Linked DNA regions of Mus musculus: region 2 is linked to region 1. Evidence: chromatin loops called from intact Hi-C (ENCODE). Cell type or tissue: gastrocnemius. All regions are shown on one strand. Each heading gives the region's core, and the rest is flanking DNA. Links, peaks and the distances in the headings are about the cores only. Region 1 holds the start of Nrtn (neurturin). Region 2 overlaps Ranbp3 (RAN binding protein 3).

Region 1 (11,196 bases), core at 1,715-9,714:
CAGGCCTGATGCTGAGTACGCAGGAGACATTTGGGGAAACTGAGGCACGGTGTTTGGCTATTTTGTTTTGTTTTTCCTTTTGAGATTTACCCCAGGCTGGTCTGAAACTCTTGTGTATCAGAGGCTGACCCTGAGCTCTGATCCTCCTTCCCTGCTTGGACCCGGGGTTCAGTCTGCAGCTCCAGCTCGCTTGGTTATTGAACACCAACTGTATACTGAGGCTTCAAGACTCTCCATTGTCCACTGTACCAGTAAACCATGTGTCTATTTGTCCTCGTCTGACATTTATTGGGCGCCGATGGTTTGCCTAAGCTCCACTCTGAATTCAACTCAAGTCCAAGTCACATGCACTACCCATGGAAGCCAGGAGTGGATGTGGGGTCCCCGGGGCAGAGTGACAGGGGCCTGTGCGCTGCGCGCGCGCGAGTACCAAACCCGTGTCCTTAGCGTCTGTGGCCCGGGAGTTAGTTGTCCTGGCATGACCGCCCTCACGCCCAAGGCCTGTGCCTTATTATCCCTCTGGGGGCAGTGCCTCAGTTTCCTCTCTGGGTTCTATGAGGAAGCATGACAGCGGAAATGCCAGTACTGGGGGTGGCACGGTCGCACCCACCCAGTGGTCTTGGACCAAGCACCCCCAGCTGAGCTCTGAACCCATGAACAATGGTCCCTCTGTCCGGGGTCACCCGACTGGTTTGTGTCTGGCACGGAAGGGGCGGGGGTATCCTAGGGGGCGTGACGTAGGTGCACAGAGGCTCCTGGAAGGGGGCCAAGGGTCACCGCATCCTGGCAAGCGTTCTGCCCAGGGTCATATTCTCCTGTTCCTCCCTCTTCCCAGCCTCAGTTTCCCCATTGCAGTTATGTCCAGCAGACCCACACGTGTATGCAGAGAAGGTGTGCGCATGCCTGGGCACCGTGGCGCTCAGCCTGGCTAGTAGCCAGGGCCTGGAATTGGGCCCTAACCGCAGCAGCCTCAAACTCCTATTCATCCTTCAAAGCTTGGTTCCTCCACTATAGGACCAGGAGAGTTGCCTTGCCCCATCTCCATGGCAACTGCTCCCCCCCCCCCCGCTGCCGTTCCCGCTGTGACTTAGTTTCCCCATCTTCAGTCAGAGCCAAAAGGTGCGGGGGAGGGGAGGGCCGAAGTTCAGTTTTCTGAACCTGTTTCTCAGCCTGCTCACTCCTTGTAACCCACAGGGTCTCCTGTAGCCCAAGTATGTAGCTGAGGGTGACCCTGCACTCCTGCCTCCACCTCCTGAGAGCTGGCGTGATATGTGCTACTGCCTGCGGTTTGGGGAGGTCATTCAATTCTAGAAAATCATGGGGGCACCAGGGGAGGAGGGACTCCCAGACCTACACTTTCCAGAGTCCGTGCTTCAGTTTTCCCACCAGTCACAGTTTTTCCCAGACAGTCTATGGATTCTTAGTGGTTCCAGATGGGGAAACTGAGGCCTCCCGGAGCCTGGGTCCTCACCTCCTTCCGAGGGCCCCACCCGCTGGCGGGACGCACATCTGGGGGCAAAGCAACAACATCTGCGGAGCACAGCTGTTTCCGATGAGCTGTGGGGGCTGTGGCCTGGGGAGGCATTTGGGGCTTGATGGGTTGAGGGGGGGAACATAGCCGCTCCCTCCCAGTCGAGAGAAGGGGCAAGACCCCCCCAGGGCTGCTACACCTCTAGAGCCCAAGCGATGCTGTACTGACCAAACTCCTGCTCATACCTCAAAGCCCCAATTCCAGTGGCCCCCTACACTTAAAGAGATTTCATCTTATTTCCATGTGTATGTCTAGGGGAGCACGCGCCGCAGCGTGCCTGTGCGGAAGTCGGAGAGCAACTGTCAGCTTAGCCACCCCGTCACCATACATTCTTCAACACAGGACAGTGGTGGCTCAAACGTCGCTCAGTAGTTGGACTTAAAATGGGGAAGGGGGTGGAGTCTCCGCGACTCTGCAGCCTCTGTTGGGAAGCCCTTTTCCTTCCCACCCTGTTACTCCCTGTTCCCTTCACCCCCTCCCCAGCCCGCGACAGGCAGAACCAGAAAGGTGGACTTTGCGCGGCAGGGCACACAGCACAGCAGCTGGTTGTGAGCAGGAGGCCCCACGCATAACCGGATCAGGCTAATGCGGGCTGAGCCGCTGGCGCGGGGCCCTGAGGGTGGCTGGGAAGAGTCACCCGCTAGAGTCCTGGCCATCTGGCTTGGAAGGGAAACTGAGGCAGGCGCCGGATGCGGCAGTAACAGGGTGGGGAGGGAGGGCACTTGCCTGTCCTCTCCTTCCTTCCCAAATTCAAAGTTTGGTCTCAGGTCCTAGATAAAGGTGTCTGTTCTCCGAGCCTCAGTTTCTCCAGGCGAGAACTGGGAGCCTATCTGAACCTCAGTTTCCCCAGCTGGGAGATGGGAGAGCATCTGGGCCTTAGTTTCCCCAGACGGGAGCTGGGAGTCTAGGCGGCCCGGCACTTTCTTTCTCTTCTTATTCTGTTTACTTATTGAACTTTTAAAGGAATTCTTTTCATTATTTTATATATACGTGTGAATGCGAGGCAAATGCAGAGGCGTTGACCACCCGAACTGGCGTCACAGGCTGCGTGGTCAACAGGGAGAGCTCTGGTATCAAGGACTTATTTGTAAGTTTGCTCTCATCTCTCTTTTGAGTCAGTGTAGCCCAGGCTGGACTCTATGTATCCAAAGCTGACTTTGAACTCCTGATGCTTCTCCCTCCAGATCCTGAGTAGCTCTGACAATGGCCAGAGGCGCCACACCTATTCCCCATTCTTCCTCTGTCATACTTCCAGAATATTCTCCCCACCACCACCACCACCACCACCACCACCACCGGGTCACCCTGACTGTCCCCAAACAAGCCAAGCACTGTCCCTTTCTTCCTCACTTACAAAACTCCTACTCATCCTGCTCAGCCCCAGTTGTAATGCCCCTCCTCCAGGAAGTCTTCCCTGAGTCTCCTGCTCCTCCAGAGTCTCCGGTCATCACCTAGTTACACGAGTTCCCACGTCCCACGTCTGTGCATGCCAGTGTGTCTGCCTCTAAGACACTGCCCACAGGCAAACATTTGTCAAAAACATCTCTAGCTTTTGTGTTGTTTTGGTTTGGTTTTTGGTTTTTGGTTTTGTTTTGGGTGCCTGGCTCAGAGTTTGTGTGATTGTTTTTTATTTAATTCTGAGAAACAGGATGGTAGCATTTCGGGACAGGATGCCCGGCTGAGGGGCTGAGGTGGGGTACCCAGCTGAGGAGGGTACCTGAGGTGATGGGGTGTAATCCGGCTGAGGGGGGTGCCTGGCTGAGAGGGACATTTCTCACTACCTGGCACAGCCAGCCCTTTGTGGTAGCATAGGGGTTTGCAGCAGGCTCAGGAGGTCCCCTATGGAAAAGCAGATGAAAGAGCAGAAGGGATGGGGGGGGGGGGTGGCCTTGGGGCTAGGGGCTGGGGTGGGACAAGCTGGTCAGGCTGGAATCTACCTGCTGCTGATATCCTGCCAGTCACACCCCATAGGGCTTCCTCAGCCCGGGGCACTGACACACAAAAAGGGTGTCCCAGACACCAGGGATGTGAAGCCCCACGAAGGCAGTGGGACAGAAACCAGTTCCCAGCACTCTCGCCCCCTCGAAGTTCCCCAGCCAGACCCAGTGAGGCAGGCAGGTGGCAACCTCAACACACACACACACACACACACACACACACACACACACACACACACACGCATCTTAGCATCCTGGGCTTTAGGATTTCTGCCTCCCTGTCCCACCTGATGTCTGCCCACTCTCTGCAGCAAACTTGGGTGGGCCTGGTGACTTCTTACCCATAAACCGAGTTATCTGGGGATAATCTGGAACAAGAACTCGGAAAGTGGGGAACACACCCCCGTTTCTAATCTGAGCTTTGCCCTTAAGGGACCCCCCCTCCACTAAAGAGCCCCACGCCCTCTTGTGGCTGAACAGCGATTCAGGAGCCCAGTGGCCCGGCCCTTACCGGGGAGGACACGGTGTCCCCAGGAACGCAGGGAACGCGCCCCTGACTGTTTACTTCTGTGCGCCGCAGGGCTGCGCGCCTGGGCCCCCTCCCAGGGTTTCCTGTGACCACGAAGTACCCCTACTCCATTCTCCCTGACCGACGGGGCGCTCACGGGGGCCCGCTGGTCCAGCAGCCTTCCACAGGCATCGAGAGTCGTAGGAGCCCAGAGCGCACCCCGTCGTGTACGGAGCCCGGCACTGACCTGGTAGGGGAAATTTGGGGACGCCCCCCGCACTGCACTCCGGGACTCTGCTTACCTGCCACGGGCTCCAGATGACCCGGTCAGTGGTGACTCCTCCGACCACCCGAGCCCGGCCCGGCCCCAGCCACTGCGTGCGCCATCCGGATCGCGGGGACCGGAGGCGACCCGGGGACCCCGTGCCGGAGGAGGCCACCGCACAGGGTGCGGGACACGGGCCGGGCCATGGGGTTCCCCCCCTGGCCTCTCTTTCTCTGTCTTCCCCGGGCTCGCCGGGCTCAGTGAACCCCGGGGTGGCGCGCGTGGGAGGCTGGAGCGCGCTCAGGACGCGGGGCCACGCGAGGAGCGCCGGGCGCGGGGCACACGGACGAAGCCACCGCGCGCTCTCCCTCCGCTCCCGCCGCGCACCTCAGGCCGGCTGGGCTCGAGGGGGCGTGGCCTTCCCGGAGGCGTGGACGTGGGCGTGGCGTAGGGTTTCCCGGGCTCGGGAACCGCCCTCGTCCTGCCCACAGCTGTAGGGGCGCTCCGGGAGAGCAGGTGGCAGGAACGTGGGAGGCCCTAAACAGCCACACTGCTCCATCGATCAGTTGGTTGATCCACTCCTCCCGGGGACTCTCCTTTATCTGAGACTTTGCGCCCCGAATCTAGTCCTCACTAACTTTGCACATTCCTGCCCCAGGTCTCCAACTCCCTATCTAGCTCCTCTAAACTACCAACCAGGGAGAATCTCTATAGCATCGCCCCTCAACCCAAATTGCTGTTCCGGCGCTCTGAAGCCATCTAAGAATCTCAAGACACACGTGACCCTCCCTCCCAACCAAAGGCCACTCTGCACTCACCCATGGTCCCCTCACAAGTCCTCCCCACCCCTAAGCCCACCCCTCTATCCTCTCCAAGAAAACCCTCCCAGGGAAACTAAGTTCAGTCTCTTAGATAACCTAGATTATGTAAAATTGAAGATCCTGTTGTCCGCGGTGAACTAATGCTTCCCACCATCCTGCCCCTCAGAGCACCATTGGGAGCGGGGGGGCGGGGGGGGGGCGGGGACGACCTCTGTTTCTCACAAATGACTTCCCTCCTAAAAGCACCCTATCTGGGACTTGATCACTCAAACCCACCACACCCTACTCTTCCTGTGATCCGCAAGCGCCCCCTAGCGGGGCCCGGTCACTCAGAGATGGGGTGGGTGGGGCGAGACCTACTGTGGCCACGCCCCTGCCACACCTGGTTGCCGAGAAACCAGGGTTGAGGCTCCTCCCTCTTTGACATCCTTTGCCAAATCTTCAGCTCCCTTGGCTGCCACCTGCCCCTGACTTAAGGTTCACTTATCCCAGAAGCCTTTTCAGTACCAGCCTCCCAAACAGCCCCACCCCTTCCCAAGGGCCTAACGCTGGTCATAGAGTGTGCTCATGTGCATGTCAGGTGCAGTTGGTAATGAGGGTTTATTTGACTCCGTGGGTCAGAACAGTAGACTCTGAAAGTCACCTGTATGTTCAGAGACCTGAGGCTGATTCCTTCCTGTGCCTGAGGCTTCCCAGGGCCCAGGGCATGGCAGGGGTGAGGTGGAGGATAGGGTCAGGGTGTTTGTGTGTGTGGGGAGATGGGACAGGGAGATGGGGCAAGGGTGTGGGTGTGGGAGATAGGGCAAAGGTGTGGCACGGGGAAAATGGGGAAGGTGGGGCGGGGTGGGGGTCTGGGGGAGACAGGTGAGGGCCTAGCATGGGGGAGACAGGTGAGGGTCTGGCATGGGGAGTCGGATAAGGGCCTGGCATATGGAGATGGGACATTCAGGATGGGTCCTTCCAACCTGTGCTTTACATGAAGGTACATCTTTCCCATCCCTGTTGTCACTCAGAGCTGGACACCTGGTGAGTGCGTGCTAGCACACACAGAGTTTGACAGCAGGACACTTAACTGTAGGCTCTGTACATACCAGAGGCAAACTGACTTTACACACAGAGGATCTCCCCTGAGGCTGGCTCCTGCACACACACTCAATTCTGCTACAGCCTGGTGCTGGATGACATACACAGACCCACACCAGGCAATACACATAATAAACAATATAGCTGTTCCCTGTCTCCTCTGTCACACCCACCACTGGTGCAAAGCCCACCCCCCCAGCATACAATATGTGCAAGAAAATCCCACAGCTCCTTCAGGCACACACATGACACACATGGGGGGCTGGTATGGGAGGCCAGGGCCTCCTTGCACACAGAGCTAGCCAGAGCCCACCCCTACTGGGCCAGCCCCCATGAAGCTGTCACCAGCCGTCCTGTGGCCACCTCTGTTCACCCGGCCCAGCTGTGACGGGGGGTGGGGCAGACAGACACATGGAGTGCAGGACACACACATGTGCCCACCATGTGGACGCTCATAAAACGGTTGTCCTGGCAACAGCAACTTGAAAGACTGGGCTCTTCCTCTGGGATAGGGGTGCAAGGGTAGAGCTGACAGCGTCAGGCGAGTCAGGAGCAAAAGGTGGGGACACAGAACTTGCACCCACCTATGACCCCATTTTTGAGTCACATGGTTTGCTACAAAGACTTACAGGGAATCTCATCAGCCTCAGATACACAAAGTGGCTGCCTTGCTCAGGGCTGGTCGTGGTCACACCAGAAATACAAGTGTCATCTATTCCAATAGCCTTCCAGATCACCCACACATTCTGCCACCCCTTGAGACAGACAGCAACTGACAGACGCCCTGTCGTGCTCTGTGAGTCACACCTCAGCTGGGAACTGGGACAGAGAGAGAGAGAGACACAGAGAGAGAGACAGAGACAGAGACAGAGAGAGACAGAGAGAGAGACAGACACAGAGACACAGAGAGACAGAGACAGAGACAGACAGACAGACAGACAGAGACAGACAGAGACAGAGAGAATCAGAATTCTTCCAGAATTCTTCATTCTTACACCAGCTAAGATGAGGCTGATCCCCAACTGGGATCTGGGATCTTGTTGGGTGAGGGATATGCTTCATGGAGACCAGCCAGTTGATGTCACCTCCCTTGGAGAAGGGTCACAGCCATCTAGGCAGCTGACCCCAGGGCTGCTGGGCTTCAGTGTTTACAGTATTTTATGTTTAGACTCTTGTCCCGGATGCAGGCTATGTAGGACTAGAGACCAGTTTCAACAACATTTGAACCTCCCACAGCATGGGAACAAATGTGGGGTAGCATCTAGTGTCCCATCAGAGCCTAGCATTGGGAAACTGAGGCTCAAAGATGCACAGACACATGCAGTCCCTTTCTTTGATCCATTTCAACCAGAATGCCGGGCCCTGTTAGAGATGGTGGCAGCCTGAGTTCAGAGCCCCCACCCACCTTGTGCTGGAATTCATTTTCCTTCTGCATCTATCTGTTCCCGCATCTCCGAGCGACACCAGCCACAGCCTGCCCTGCCACCAGCCTGTTTGGTAATCGACAGGTTGTTGTGAAACCAGAGGCTCAGAGAAGTCATGCAGCAGGCTCCAGGTCACACAGCAAGAGTCTGTGTCTTGGGTGTTGGTATTCTGTCCAGACTCCACCCTCACAGTTACCTGGCAGCAGCCAGGTATGCTCCTCCCCACAGTTGGCAACAGCCAGGTTAGGCCGGTCCACTAGAAAAGGGGCTGCTTGGCCACTCTTCCCTCTCTTACTCTCTTGTCTCTCTTAATCTTGCTTCCCGCTTACCCCCTCTCTCCCCATTCCCTTCTCCCCTCTCTCCACGTGGCCATAGCCAGTCTCCACTTCTCTACTCTCTCCTTCTCTCTGTCTTTCTCTGCCTCTTAACTCTCCTCCCCATGCCCTGAATAAACTCTATTCTATACTATACCCTCATGTGGCTGGTCTCTCAGGGGGAAGGGATGCCTTGGCATGGGCTGGTGGGGCACCCCCTTGCCCCACACCTCACCACACCCCCATAGAACATGTCTCCTTATATTTCTTTATCTTTTTATGATCACAACATTGGGGACTTTGCAGAATGTCAGGGTCCTGTCCACCCCCCCTCCACCCCCTTTCCAGAGCCAGCCTGGCCTTCCTGGAGGCCATCAGTCCCAAGGGGAAGCACTCTGTCTTTGGGTGGAGACCCAGGCCAAGGTTCTGGGAGGCTGGCGGCCTCTGGCCAAAACATGAACTTGGCTGGTGAGGAAGTTTCCATCTTAGCTTTAGGAACTGGCCCAGGTTCAGCTGTTTGAAGGATGGACCCCCCACCGCCACCACCACTGCCGAGGGAACTCCTAGTGACCAGCCCAGGGGGGTTGGAGGTGGCTGGGAACTCAGTGTGTCCTCCATCCCCCTTGGCCATCTCATATGATTGTTAACTTCCCATGCACCATGCAGCATTGTGTGTTGAGATCAAAGAGATTGCTTAGCCTCAGTTTGGCCATCTGTAAAATGGTGGTTCCAGGCCCAGCCTTGGGCACCCCCTGTAGAACAGGATTATCCTCAGAGCTCCCTTTTAGCACGGGTTGGGTTTGGGGGCTAGTTGCTATGCAGTCAAGGATGACCTTGAACTCCTGATTCTCGGGGCATGTTCCCTGTGCTGGTTCTGAGGTGCTGGGGATGGAACCAGGGCTTCAGCGCTTCCAGTGAGGGCTCCACCCTTTGAGACCAGCAAAGGCTTTGTGCTCTGTAGCCCAGGCTGGCCTGGAAATCCCCATGCTCCTGCCTCCAGGGTTTCCAATATTGGGTTCTGGGACTTTGGGGTGACTGTCACGCTTAGTTTGGGAGACGCAGAGGGGCCTCCTGCATCACTTGACACACTCTAGTGGGGGTGGGGTGTCACGGGCAAACCGAGGCCAAGAAGGGACCCTAGCAGCCCGTGGGCGGCAGGAAGGAGCGAAGCTGCAGATCTAGGCTGGGATGGTAAAAACAGGACCGGAGCTGTTCCTCTGGGAGCCATCGACAGCACGGGGTCAGAGGTGGAGGCCGGGTCCCTGCCGCCTCCGAGGTCAGGAAGGTGGGAAACGCATCAGGCGGGCCACCTGGGCAGCGGCTCCTGCGGAAGGAGCTGGGGGGCCGGGGATGGGCGGGACCTAGCTCAGTGGGCGGGGCTGCGGGGCAGGCTTGCTCGCAGGCTGTGTTGCGCACGCGCACTCTTGCGGCGCCGCCAGCTGCTGTAACGCTGAGCTCTCCGCAACCCGCTTGGCCCTGGCTGCTCTAATCCCCCTGCTCCCGACCTGCAGCCCCGAGATAAGGACCCAGCTGCAGGCATAGATAAAGGAATCTGCCACACAAATCCGGGAGGCCAGGCGTGGGCACCCAGCCCAGGACTGCACCTGCTAGACCTAAGGAGGGGGGGGAGGGGCGGCCCAGAGGTGGGGGTGGGGGTACCCAGGTGAACACAGAACTGGAGACAGAAAAGGAGGGAGCCTAGCCTGTAAAGCCAGGCCATTTGGGAAGATGAGGCAGGGGCATTGCCGTGAGTTTGGGGTTGCCTTGGAATGGAAAGCGAGTCTTTGTCACAAAAGGACAAAAATGAGAGACAGGAAAGAGAATGTCAAGTATGGTGGCAGACACACTTTGAGAGGTGGAGGAAGGAGAATCAGGGATTCAAGGTCATTTCTGGCAATAGTGAGTTGGAGACTAGTCTGTGCTACCTGAGACCTTATCTTAAAAAAATAAAAATAAAATAAAACCGTTGAGGAAGAATAGAAGAGACACACAGAGAGGAATAGGGGAGGAGGCAGCAGTGGGGCCCTTCGGTCTTCCCTGCCCCCACTTGGTGCCCAGGTCTCCAGTGCTAGCAGGGCCACAGCCACCTGCCTCCCTCACTTCCTGGTGTCAGCTGAGATCAGGCTGGAGCTGTAGTTCCAGGGGGCTATCTGGATCCCTCAGTTCAGGGAGCCACAGACTCTCCCGGAGGCACGTTGCCAGGGGACTCGGGTGTGGAAACTGGCCGAGGAGGAAAGGGGGGGGGCTCTATTTTCCGTGTTAGGTGGAATGGTGTACCTGGAGGAGACTAGGACGGAAGGCTGGTTCTCAAAAGGGTACGGAGTAGGTCATCCTTGGACGCGGAAGGACTAGGGGTGGGGTAGGAGGAGAAATGGAGGCCCAGATGCTAGTCTGTGCTCAGGGTTGGAACCGGGCCTGGCGGACAGTAAACCCTCACTAGCTGCTGAGCTCCCCGTAAGGATCCAGCACCATTGTATTCACATCACCATGAATGCTGCACCTCATGGTTAACGGTCTGTACGGTTTCACAGTTATCAACTGCCAGGCTGTCACGCCTCCTGCGGGAAGCCAGCCTGGGTTGCCTTGCACAGAAGAGGACGGAGTTGCTTTGAGGAAGGGATCTTGTTTCTGTCGTTGCCCTTTGCAGCCCTGTTTCTTCCAAGAGCGTGTCCTTATCACAACCCAATTGTAGACGCTACAAAGGAGCCTCAGCCTTAAAATGCATTGTTATTCCCATCTTGCCCAGTAGGGACGGTAGAGAGCAATGGCGCAAACAGGGTGCTATTGTGGTCTAAGGCTAATTAATCGCTTTACCTCTCTGGGCCTGTTTCCCCTTATGTTATACAACCAGCAGAGTCTAGTTCGTGCGTTGCGGGACAGCCTGGGCTACAGGGTGAGACCCCCATCTCCATGAATTAAATAAATTTAAATACTGATTGGTTTGACTTGGCTTTGGTTGAGACATGTAGCTCAGGCTGGCCTCAAACACCAGGACTGCCAGGGCTATACAGAGAAACCCTGTCTCGACCCCCTCCCCCCCCCCCAAAAAAAAAAAAACCAAAACAAAAACAAAACACTACCTCCCGATCCACCCAAGTGCTGTTCTTACATGTTTAAGCACATTTTTATTAAAATAGTAATTGCAGGATCGGAGAAGTGCCTGATGTCAGGCTCAAGGGGCTGAGTTCAATCCCGGGACCGACATGGGGATGCAGGGACCCCCGCCCCCCATTGTCATATGACCTCCACATAAGGGTGACACACAGGAGACCCACACACACACAATAGATGAGTAAATGTCACTTTCAAAGTA
Region 2 (11,196 bases), core at 1,554-9,553, 65 kb before region 1:
TTCTCCAGAAGAGACTCAGGGGCTTTGAAGAGGCCAGGACTTGTTGGCTGTGGCTGCCTGTCAGAGATGTGTTCCTGGGGGGTGGCTTATCAGTGTTGTGAACAAATGCTCACAACCTGGCATGCTGTCTGCTTATCTCTAACAGTTCTGAGTAGCTACTGCTTATCTCTGGGTTTGGAGAAGCCACCTTTTAGCTGAGTTCCTTTCCTGATTTAATCAATTAATATCTCCAAAGCAAATGTACTACCAAATCTTTATGGCAGCAGCTCTGTTATGTTTATGGTAGTCTCTTCTACCTCACTGGGAGCCAAACCCTAGACCTCTCTGCAAGGAGAGGCCCCTGGGTCAAAAAACTGTCTGTCAAGCAAGCAGGCAATATCACCGACAAAGAGTGTGAGACTTCTGACCCTCTGTCCCCAGACAGGACCAGCCAGGCTTCTTTCAGGAGTCTGTCTCCCTCTTCCTCTGTTGGTTTGTTATATTTTCAGTCTCACTTTGAAAATTCTCAAATCCTCAGAAAAGATAATGCTAAGGCTGGGCATGGTAATACATACCCTTTAATTCCAGCATCAGGAGGCAGAGGCTGGTGGATCTCTGTGAGTTCAAGGCTAGTCGGGGGTGAAACTCCAGTGTGTGCAGAAGGACTGCAAGATTGGGCCAGCCTGGGTTACTTGGTCTATGTAGAGCAGGATGTACTAGACAGTAGTGCAGGATTGGAAGAGAGCAAGTAGCTCGGTTGCCAGCCAGTAGCTTTCACTTCCACAACAGGTGCATCAGCAGCTGTGCAGTGGTGAGGGCCAGTTCTCTGTGTAGCCCAAGGTGACAGGTTGCAACCTCCTGCTGTTGCCTGACTAGGGAATCTACCCACTCCTGTTTATTGTTGTTTGTTCCTGTCATTATTCCTTTTTTTAAAAAAATGTATATGAGTACACTGTAGCTGTACTGATGGTTGTGAGCCTTCATCTGGTTGTTGGGAGTTGAATTTAGGACCTCTGTTCACTCAGTCGGCCCCGCTCGCTCAGTCCCTGCTTGCTCTGGCCTAAAGATTTATTTTATTATACATAGGTACCCTGTGGTTGTCTTCAGACACACCAGAAGAGGGCGTCAGATCTCATTATAGGTGGTTGTGAGCCTCCATGTGGTTGCTGGGACTTGAACTCAGGACCTTTGGAAGAGCAGTCAGTGCTCTTACCCGCTAAGCCATCTCACCAGCCCCGGCTTTGGTTTTTAATGCTGGGACCAGTGGCTTGTGTGCTGGCCTAGCATCCTAGCACCAAAGCATGTCTCCAGTCTAAGTAAGCTTTTGTTACTTGCTTACTTAATAGTTCCTAGTGATTATTTTTGTTTAGAGACAGGGCCTCACTGTGAAGTCCTGGCTGACCTATAACTTGCTGTGTAGAGCCTGCTGTCCTGAACTCTGTTTCTGAGATCTGCCAACTTATGATTCTGCCTCCCAAGTGCTGGGATTAAAGGTGTGTACAACCATGCCTAGTTTATTTAGTAATCTTTTAAAGATTTATTTATTTTATGTATATTTGAGTATGATGTAGCTGTCTTCAGACACACCCGAAGAGGGCATCATATTCCATTACACATGGGTGTGAACCACCGTGTGGTTGGTTGTTGGGAATTAACTTAGGACTTATGGAAGAACAGTAAGTGCTCTTAAACACTGAGCTATCTCTCCAGCCCCTTACTTATTAATTTTTGAGTTAGAAATCTCATGCTTGGAGTTAGAGAGTCTCATAGCCAGGCAGTGGTGGTGCACACTTTTAATCCCAACACTGGAGAGGCAGAAGCAGGTGGATCTCTGAATTTGAGGCCAGTCTTATCTACAGTGATTTCCAGGACAGTCAGGGCTACACAGAGAAACCCTGTCTTGGGGGGGGGAAAAAAAAACCAACAACAAAAACAGTCTCATGTCTGCTGATTGAGTTAGCTGGGTGGTCATTGTTTTAGTAATTTATTTTAGGTATATGGGTGTTTTGCCTGCACATAGGTTTGCACCCTGTGCTTGACTGGTGTTGAAGCAGATCAGAAGAGGGTGTTGAGTCCTTTAGAACTAGAATTTCAGACAGTGGTGAGCTGCCATGTAGGTACTGAGAATCCAACCCCTGTCTTCTAGAATACCCAGTTTTCTTTGAGTCATCTTTCTAGCCTTTTGGTCATATTTTTGTTTGTTTGTTTGGTTTTTTGTTTGTTTTTTTTGTTTTTCGAGACAGGGTTTCTCTGTGTAGCCCTGGCTGTCCTGGAATTCACTTTGTAGATCAGGCTGGCCTCGAACTCAGAAATCCTCCTGCCTCTGCCTCCCGAGTGCTGGGATTAAAGGAGGGGGCCACCACGCCCAGCTCATAATTTTTAAGACAGAGTCTTTTATGGCTCAAGATGTCCATGAGCTCATTGTGTATCCCAGGCTAGCCTTGACCTCCTGAGTCTCCTGCCTTTACCTCCTAAGTGGGAAGCTGGCATGGGGACTAAGGGTGGAACCCAGGACCTTCCTTCTACATGTGAGGCAAGTGCTCTACAATGGAGCCACAGACCAGATTATTTTGTTTTATTTTATTTTGAGATAGTCTTGATTTGTAGCCCAGGCTGGGATTCACATACCATCTCCTCCTCCTCCTCTTTGTTTTTTTTAGCTTTTTGAGACAGGGTTTCTCTGTGTAGTCCTGGCTGCCCTGGAACCCACTCTGTAGACCAGGCTAGCCTCAAATTCAGAAATCCACCTGCCTCTGCCTCCCAAGTGCTGGGAGTAAAGGCGTGCTAGTGCTACTACTGTTCAGCTGAATTCACACTTCTAAGTGCTGGGGTGACAGGTATGTACCCCCATGGACTCTAGACTTTAGACACCTGAATACTGGTGGCTAGATTGGCAGCACAGGGTCCTCTTACCCTCTCTATCCTCATGTCCTAGGAATGTTCTCTGTATGGTGTGGGTATGAGGCCATCGCTCTGTGTACCTGTGAGGTAGCTGCTTCTCCTCTGTGCTTGCTGTATTTTGTCAGTGACAGAACACAGCTGTCAGTCTCCCCTCAGCAGTAGTTCTCAGAAGTCAGTGCTGCTCAGCCCCATCACTGACTTTGGACATCTGGTCCTCCCTGGGCAAGTGACAAGCTGTCCCCTGCATCTGTGCCCATTGTTCATATGGCATCTGGACCATTTGGCTTTTTAGTGTGGTTGTCCCTGGGGACGACAGGGCCAGCATTGGGTAGCAGGCTGGCATTGCTGTAGTCCAGTAATGGAAGACAGAGGTAGAGCGCCCTTCTTCCTTGTCTTTCTTTTTGGCCCCTGAGAGCCCACTATATACCCTCCATGTGATTCTAGTCAGCTGATTCTGGCTGTTGCTCCCAGCAAGGGGTTAAATTTTACTCTTATGGGTAGCAGTAGGGGCTGGTGGTGACCACTGTGACCTAGGAAGCTGATAGTGTTCTTTGATACTGAGACCTAGGCAAGAAGTGGCTTGTATAGAAGCTTTGTAAGCTCTTTTCACTCCGCTGGGCTAGGGTCTCACTACATAGCCTAGGCTGGCCTGGATCTCGAGGTCCTCCTGCCTCTGCCTCCTTAGTGCTGGGATCGCAGGCTTGTTCCACTACAGCCGGCCTTGAAGGAGCTTTGATGGAGCCGTTTCTTTCCACAGGGCTCTGCGTTTGTTGTATTTTCTTTTGATGGGGGTCATGTTTCAAAGTAGCACCCATGCCACGTCTGGTGACACAGCCCTGCGTCCCAGCCACCCGGGAGGCTGAGACAAGAGGGCCCCTGGATCACAGGACTCAAGGTGACATGGGCATCAAGACTCAAATCACAGCATAGCCCTGTGGGCAAGTCACACCCTTGAGACGTTTCCTTCCTTTCTGGCGGACAGCCACAGCCATTTTAGTTATGGGCTGAGAACAACTGGTGGACAGTGCCATGGGGTTTGGGGCCCTGGACCAGTGTGGCAGGACATCACCTCTGAGAAAGAGTTGGGGCCACAGGTGCTTGGCCTAGAGGCCCTTAGAGCCCCCAGGTCTACCGCAAAGGCTGCTGGATGTTAGCTTTTGCATCCTTTGTCCTTTTCCAAATAAGCCCGCACCCAGGGTGTGTGAGGTGAGCCTGGGAAAACCAGAGGCCAAAAATCTGTGGGTGTCTTGGCTCTTCTGTCACTGATGTGTCCACTGACAGCACTTTAGAATCTGGCTGGAGTGGCTGAGAGCAGTAGAGCACCATTGTTCTGAAAAGGAAGCTTAGACCCTACTTGCCCAAGAGCCCGATACAGAAAGGCAGAGGTAGGGACAGGGCCCCTCCCCTTCTCCAGTGGCCTGTCTTGTCCCCAGGGGCCACACCACATACAGCCCCTGACACTTATCCCTCACCCTTCCCTACAATGTGGCCTTTTGTGTACATTGAAGGAAAATTGTCTTTTTTGCCCCCCAGTCCTCCACAGAGCACAGAGACTTGCCGGAGTCGGGAGAGGAGCCTCGGGGGGAGGCCGAGGCGCCCTGCCCTGATACAGGGTACCCCGAATCCATTGGGGAGCATGCCTTAGACCCTTCCGCCCCTGCTAGCGCTTCCACCAGCTCTCTTCCACCCCCTGCTCCTGCAGCCCAGCCTCCTTGTGTGCGAGAACTGGCAGGGGTAAGTGCCCACAGCCCACCCTGCACTCCATTCCCTGGCCTAAGTCCCTGTCTCTTCAACCCCAAGACCACCTGAGGCATCTGGGAGGGGGCAGCAAGGACTTACTTAGCTCACTTTAGTTATGCAACTGACCAGACAGAGCGACCAAGCCCCTTACTGTCCCTACCCAGTGAGTGATGGGGTCTGCTTCCTGGGAGATGGGAGGGGCCTCAAGAGGAACTGGGCAGCACTGCCTTCCAGGCCCTTCCTGGCCTCACCGGCTTCCTCCCACTTCTCTCCTTCTGAATCTGAGTGGCAAAGTTTAGGGTCTTAGGAATCCAGGGCTCTGGAGACTCTGAGCTTGGGCTGCAGTGAAGCAGGAAGAGGGGAAGCACCTGTCCATCTCTAGCACAGGCAGAAGGCATGAGTGAGTAAATTACACCTCAGTGGCAGGGAATGTCTCTGCTTTACTGCTAGATCAGTGAGGGCTACAGAGGTGGGTGCTCAGTGAATTCAGAACATTTGCTGTGAAACCAGGAGGACCTGAATTCAAGTTCCCAGCACCTAACCTACATAAAGAGCCAGACATGGTATGTGTTGATAGCACAGCCAGGCTCTGCCTGCATCCTCTAGACTTGAGTGGTCCCTCCCTGCACACCAGCCCCAGTTCCCAACACTGCGTCATGCTAGGAGAAGCTCTGCCCAGGGTGAGGCTGGGGTCCTGCCCTGTCATTTGGGGATTCAGGCTTTGAGGGGAAAGAAGCAAGATTTTTATGGTGTGCCAGGGCCTGTGGGAGATTCCTCCTCTGTACTGCAGAAGAGTGGGTGACAGCAGAAGCCACATGAATCAGGGTGCTCTGTTTTTGCTCTGGACAGAGAATCCTTGTTAACTGTATCCAGATGCCTCTTGCCTCTGTGCAGATGCTCTAGCTGAGAGAATAGCCTGGTTGAGTGCAAGGCTCTGCAGGTGTTGGCTTCTAAGCTGAGCCACACGGCAAGTTCATGCTAGAGCTCTCATGACAGTAGCTGCCCTCCAGAGCCAGTGTCCTGTGTGGCAAACTGGGCCCATAAAGCCCAGTGTCTTGATTCTCATCGGCTGTAAGCCTGAGCAATATAGCCCCCAGATCAGCCAGGGCAAGGGGCCTCCAGATAAGGGGAGCTGGAGATCATCTCTACCCCCTGCTTCACAGTGGCTAGAGCAGCACTGTCATGCCACTTGGTGACAGCGCTGAGCCACCAGGCCAGCGTAGGGCTCTCAGTGGGGAAGCTGGGCTGTCTGCCAAAATTAGTCTTGTGGCTGGCGCGTTGCATAGATGTACTATAATTTGGGTGAATTGGGCTGTAAATCAAGTTGGGTGGAATCTGATCCTGGGGACACCAGGCTGAGCTCACCAGTCCCTGTGCTGCAGAGTGGGCTTTTATCTTGCTGTGCCCTAAGTCTTAGTTTAGAGAACCACGTGGCTGCCCAGTAAGCTCCTTCATCACCCCAGTCTGTCTGTACTCTGTGCCACTCTTCCAGGGTATATAGGGTGAACATCTGTGATGTGCGGTTGCCCACCAAGAGCCTGTGAGCAGCCTGCTGTCCTGGAGGTTGTGGATAGACCATGCTGTGCAGCACCGTGCATGCACCTGAGCCCCTGCATTGCCCACAGCCTTTGGGGTGATGCCAGCCTTGAGGGTGAATTTTTGTGTTCTTGAGGGTGGCATCTCTTTCTATATATATTTACTTAAATGTATGTAATTAATAAAATGTATATATAACTTTTAGTTGTGTGTACATGTGTGGGAGATGTGCATGTCAGTCTGTGGCCAGGCAGGCCAGAGGCCAGATGTTCCTGGAACTGAGGGTACAGGTGGTTGTGAGTAGCATCATATAGGGGCTCTATCCTGTAGAATGTAGAAGAGCAGCGAGTGCTCTTGACCACTAAACCAGCCCTCAGGGTGTCCTCTTTGATTGTCATTTGACCACCTCATAGTACACAGAAGGTACCTGTGTGTGTGCTTCTCTTCCCAGCACTTATGCTAAGATCAGCTAGGTTCATAGTTTGTTTTAGGATTTTTCTGAGACAGGGTCTTATGTAGGTCAGGCTGGCTTTGAAATCCTGATCTTGCTTCCACCTCCGACATCTGTGGTTCTTGTGCTCTTGCTGGCAAAACTGAGCCAGTCTGAAGCTATGGGTAAGGATCACTCTGTGAGCCTCCTCCATCTATCCAAGGATCTGTTGCAATGCTGGCCTGGACTTTTCTTCTTGGATCCCTGGTTAGTGAGGTGGACACCTCAGGCAACCTGTGTCTCTCGGTGTGTCATCCTGGAGCCTTTGTCCTGGAAGCAGTGGGACTGCTTCTTCTCCTGAGATACTTTGGTTCCCACGTGCATTCTCGGTGATATCCCACATGGATCCTAAGAACCTGCTCCCTTGATGAAGCTGATCAGCAACAAGGTGGCCATAACATGTGAGGCTGTCTGGAGCTGTGTTGATGTAGCCAAGGGGCCAAGGTGATAGGAATTCTTACACAACAAACCTCCTTCTGCCTTTGGTGATGCCAGAGCCACTGGGCACCTCAGAAGCAGCAGCCTCCTTCCACTCAGTCCTCCCTGAAGATTCACGACAGATGATTGTTTCCTCCAGGACAGCCTTGTGTGGGTGTCTCCTCAGGCTGGTGGCCCCTTCATGGTCCTGTGGGTAGCCTCTTAGAGGGCTGGTAGTCCCAAGGCTAGACCAAGGAGCACCTGAGCCTTGTGGGGCAGCTTTGGATCAGATGTGACCCCAAGTGCTGCAGAGTCTCTGAGCCCTGGGCTCAGGACCCTTTTCCTGATGTCCTTTGCAACCTCCAAGAAATTTGATATCATGTGGAAGGCAGAGCCTGGGTTTGTCCCAGTGACAAGGTCTCCGGGTGGGAATGGGAACCTGTCTGGGGACCATCAGTGTTCCTGCTCTGTGAATGAGAGAACAGTTCCAGGAAGGAGAGTGATGGGCTTGCTTCTCTTGGCACGGACCCAAGCTGTGAGCTTGTACTGAGGAGAGTGCCTAGGTCAGGGTGCTAATCTGTTAGAGATTTACTGTGTGTCATTGTGTTCACCCTCTCTGGGCTCACTGCTGCAGGCTCCAGCCCACTATCTGGTTGCAGTTCCTGAGCTGAGCCAGTGTTTACATTGTTATAGGATTATAAGCAAAAGTGAGGAGATGGGACCTGTGAGCCAAAGTGCTGGCTTTATGGCCATTTATGGGAAAAATGGGTCCGGGTCTACAGCAGGAGGGTCTCTGCTAGTGTTCTTTGGGTTTTTTGATTGCATGGGATCTTGGCAGCTTCTTGAAGGCAGTATCCCCAACTTGGTTCAGCTTGAGCTCGAAGCACTTTAGGATTCTAGGGAAATGAGCTCTTGTGCCTTCCTAAGTTGCCAGCGTCCACCAGGGGTGTGGGTTTACCTACCGTTGGCCTTTGCTTCTGGCTTTGGGGTCTGAAGGATAACACAGTACTAAGTGTGGACACAAGCTCCTGATCTCAGCTGGCAACTCATCACCTGAATACCAGGCTGGAACTGGAGGGCCATGGAACCTCTTTCTAGTTGAAGAAGGGTCCCGGCAGCCTGGCACAATCTCTGAACATTTTGGCCCAGACATCAGAACTTGTTTGTATTGGAACTGACAACCTAGAAGCAGGCGTGCATATGTGCTATAGAATGCTCTAGGGTGAGCATGGGAGCCAGGATGCCCTTGTCCCCAGACGTCCACACTGGTGTAGGCGTTGCTGAGGGCCATGCTAATTCCCTAGGCAGGCCATGGATCATTGGACCTGACCTATGTAGGGCCATCCTTAGCCCCTGGCAGGGCACAGGGGAGTTGGGGACACAGGTTTGGAGCACTTGGGGCCTCTCACCGCTTCTGTGTTCTCATTGCAGAGATCTGCTGGCAGCTCCAGTCCCGAAGCCGGAGAAGGTAAGGAAGTCTCTAGAACATGAGCCAAATCCTGGAAGCAAACTTGAACACTCTCTGACTCCACCCTCTCTGTGTCTAGATTCTGACCATGAGGATGGAAACTACTGCCCCCCTGTCAAGCGTGAGCGGACATCCTCTCTAACTCACTCAGGTAAGCAACATCCTCCAGAGCCAGGTAGTGCCAGCCCCAAGGGTGTGATACCTGAGGCCCCACCTAGGCTAAGGAAAGCTGACACGTTTGCCATAAGGGGAAGTTGGGAGGTTCCCTGTCAAGCCCTGTGGGTACATCACCTGTGAATCTAGCTGTCTTTGCAAGGACATGGTGTTGGTGTGGACTGGACGGGATAGTATTCTCACCCACTAGGTACCATGTACATGCCCATGCCCAGCGGGAGAGCATTCGTTCATCTGTGCTCCCAGCTCAGACATTGTTGGTAGTCAGACTGAGGGGCACCATACACGTGGATGCCAGCCTCCAGGCTTCAACCAGTGCAGGAGTGGGGCTGGATCTAGGCTGAGAGAGTCTGGGGATGCTCATTTGGAGGCAGGCAAAGTCCAGCAGCTCTTTTCACACATAGGCACCCCTCAGGTTAGGAGTGATTGCTGCCTGGATGGTTAGGAGTGATTGCCCTGAAGAGCTAGACCATAGAGTGTCCTGGTCTCTGCTGGTTCTGGTTCTGGTCTTGGTAGACCATCTTGGGCAGCAGGCATCACTTCTGCTCTATGGAGGAGGTCTCCCTCCTTGTCCCACGCCTAGAGCATGGTGGTCCTGCAAAACAGGCATTGCAGTCTTTTTGACAGCTGTACACCACCTTGGTTTAAAGGCCCCATGCCAGCTTGTGGGTGTGTAGAGGTAGCACAAAGGGGATCCCCAGCCTTGTTGTCCTGCCTGCCTTTACTCTGTGAGAGTACATCTGCTTGTGTAGTGTGTTCATGTGTGTGGGAACCAGAGCAAGCCCTCAGATAGTTTCCTCGATGGTCCTGCACCCCACCCCAACCCACCCCAAACCCCGCCCCGCCCCCGCCCCGCCCCCGCCCCCAGCTTCTCTCTGTTTTGCTTTCTCGGGACAGGGTCTCTGCCTGGACTAAAAGCTCACAGTTGGGGCTAGACTCTGTGGCCAAGCAAGCTCAGGATCCATCCTCTGCATCCATTGGTTTCCTTTTCTATGTGAATACTTGGAATGTGAACTCAGGGCCTTAAGCTTGCAGAGCAGGTGCTCTCCCCACTCAGCCACCTCCCCAGCCTACTCTGATGACTTAGATTCTGCACAACTGAGTTCCTTTGAGGGCAGTCTTCAGGCCTAGGGCTGTCTTTGGGGTATCTGTAAGGGTGACTTGGTTTCTTAGGGCACAGTTTCTATCCTGTCTCTCGTTACCTTCAATGTTTGTTTTCCCAGCATGGATATGCTCCACTCTGTGTAGGAGGCTCTCTTCCTTGTTTGCCTCACTACTCTTGTCCCACCAGTGGCTCCCAGAGCCTTCCCTCCCTGCATCCTGTTCTCAGGTCTTTGAGCAGGATAGATGTGAATTCAGATCTTCCTGAGCTGATGGTTTCTGGGCTGTCACAAATCTGTGTTTGGTACTGGGATCTAAACAACCTGAAGACTGTTCCTGGTCATTTTCTGATTTGTCCCCACAGGGAAATTGCTCACCATTCCATCTCAGTCCTGGGATCTGTCTTTCTTTTCTGTTAGGGTGCAGCCTCTAGAACCAGGAGCTTGATGCTTTGCCGGCCCACAGGGTGTGAACCTGGCCTATAGAGTCAGCAGTGGTAGTGTCCTTTAGTGCCCTATCCCTTTTTCCTGACACTAAGAAGCCTGGTTTCAGCTGGATGGTGGTGGCACACACCTTTAATCCTAACACTCAGAAAGCAGAGGCAGGCAGATCTCTGAGTTTGAGACCAGCTTGCTCTATAGTGAGTTCCAGGCCAGCCAGGGCTACACAGAGAAACCCCGCCTTAAAAAAAAAGCAACAACAAAAACAGAAGCCTGGTTGCAGTCAGGTGAGGAGACACACATCTGTCATCTCAGTGCTTGGGAGGTGGAGGCAGGAAGATCAGGAGTTCAGTGTCACTTTCAGCTATACATTGAGCCTGAGGAAGAAACCTGGCTCTACTTGTCATCTTCTTGCCATGCCATCCTGGCCAGCTGTGTTCTTGCCCAGTGCTCAGTCACACCAGCTACTGCTCTGGGAGCTTTGTCAGCCTCAGGCCAACTGGGCTCAGTCTCTAGTGTATTCCCAATTAAGCAGGGAGCTCCCCCTCACCTAGTCATTCCCCTTCTGCCCCATCTGTGGCATGTACCCAACCAGCCAGCTATAGGAGGGTGAAGCCTGGGTTCCCCCGGTCCTGAGCAATGTAACCTCTACTGTTAGCAAAGTGAGTCTTTACAAGACCTGAGAAGAGCCCAGGGTGTATGTCTCTATGGGTGGGGCTGGGAACAGAACTCTAAGCCTTGGCTGCCCACTTAGTGTCAACAGGGAGGCTTGCCTTCTGTCTGTCCCATGTGGTCACAGCAGTGCCCTGCTGGATTCCTGCATGCCAACACAATGGCCAGGCTCTGGGCCCCACACTGGTGCAGGTGAGTGGCTACAGTCCCTGTGGTCAGCTGTGTTGTCCTCAAGTCTTTGGGGTTTGGAGACAGGGTTTCTCTGTGGAGCCCTGGCT

What was found. Hi-C counts contacts between places; a loop is a spot of excess contacts. Peaks named below come from ENCODE experiments on the same cell type or tissue, not always from the same donor. Only the 100,000 strongest peaks of a DNase experiment are listed, where the experiment ranks them.
Region 2: a loop joins it to region 1, with 2.6 times the contacts of the local background. A loop is called at or near these places in 5 of 42 quality-filtered maps.

The regions. Positions count from the first base shown.
Region 1 is chr17:56,752,918-56,764,113 of GRCm38, forward strand. Nrtn (neurturin) reads right to left here and starts at 4,631. Exons shown (of 3, transcript NM_008738.3): 1 at 4,279-4,631. In gastrocnemius, for the core only: CTCF peaks have their summits at 3,950 (motif pointing left) and 5,383 (motif pointing left); DNase peaks (open chromatin) are centred at 4,665, 5,389, 8,412 and 9,295; H3K4me3 peaks cover 2,290 bases; H3K27ac peaks cover 2,100 bases.
Region 2 is chr17:56,688,108-56,699,303 of GRCm38, forward strand. Ranbp3 (RAN binding protein 3) reads left to right here. Exons shown (of 17, transcript NM_001252466.1): 3 at 4,414-4,614; 4 at 8,495-8,531; 5 at 8,611-8,682. Among named protein-coding and RNA genes, the nearest start is that of Ranbp3, 20 kb to the left of the region's middle. In gastrocnemius, for the core only: a CTCF peak has its summit at 5,810; a DNase peak (open chromatin) is centred at 5,854; H3K27ac peaks cover 2,402 bases.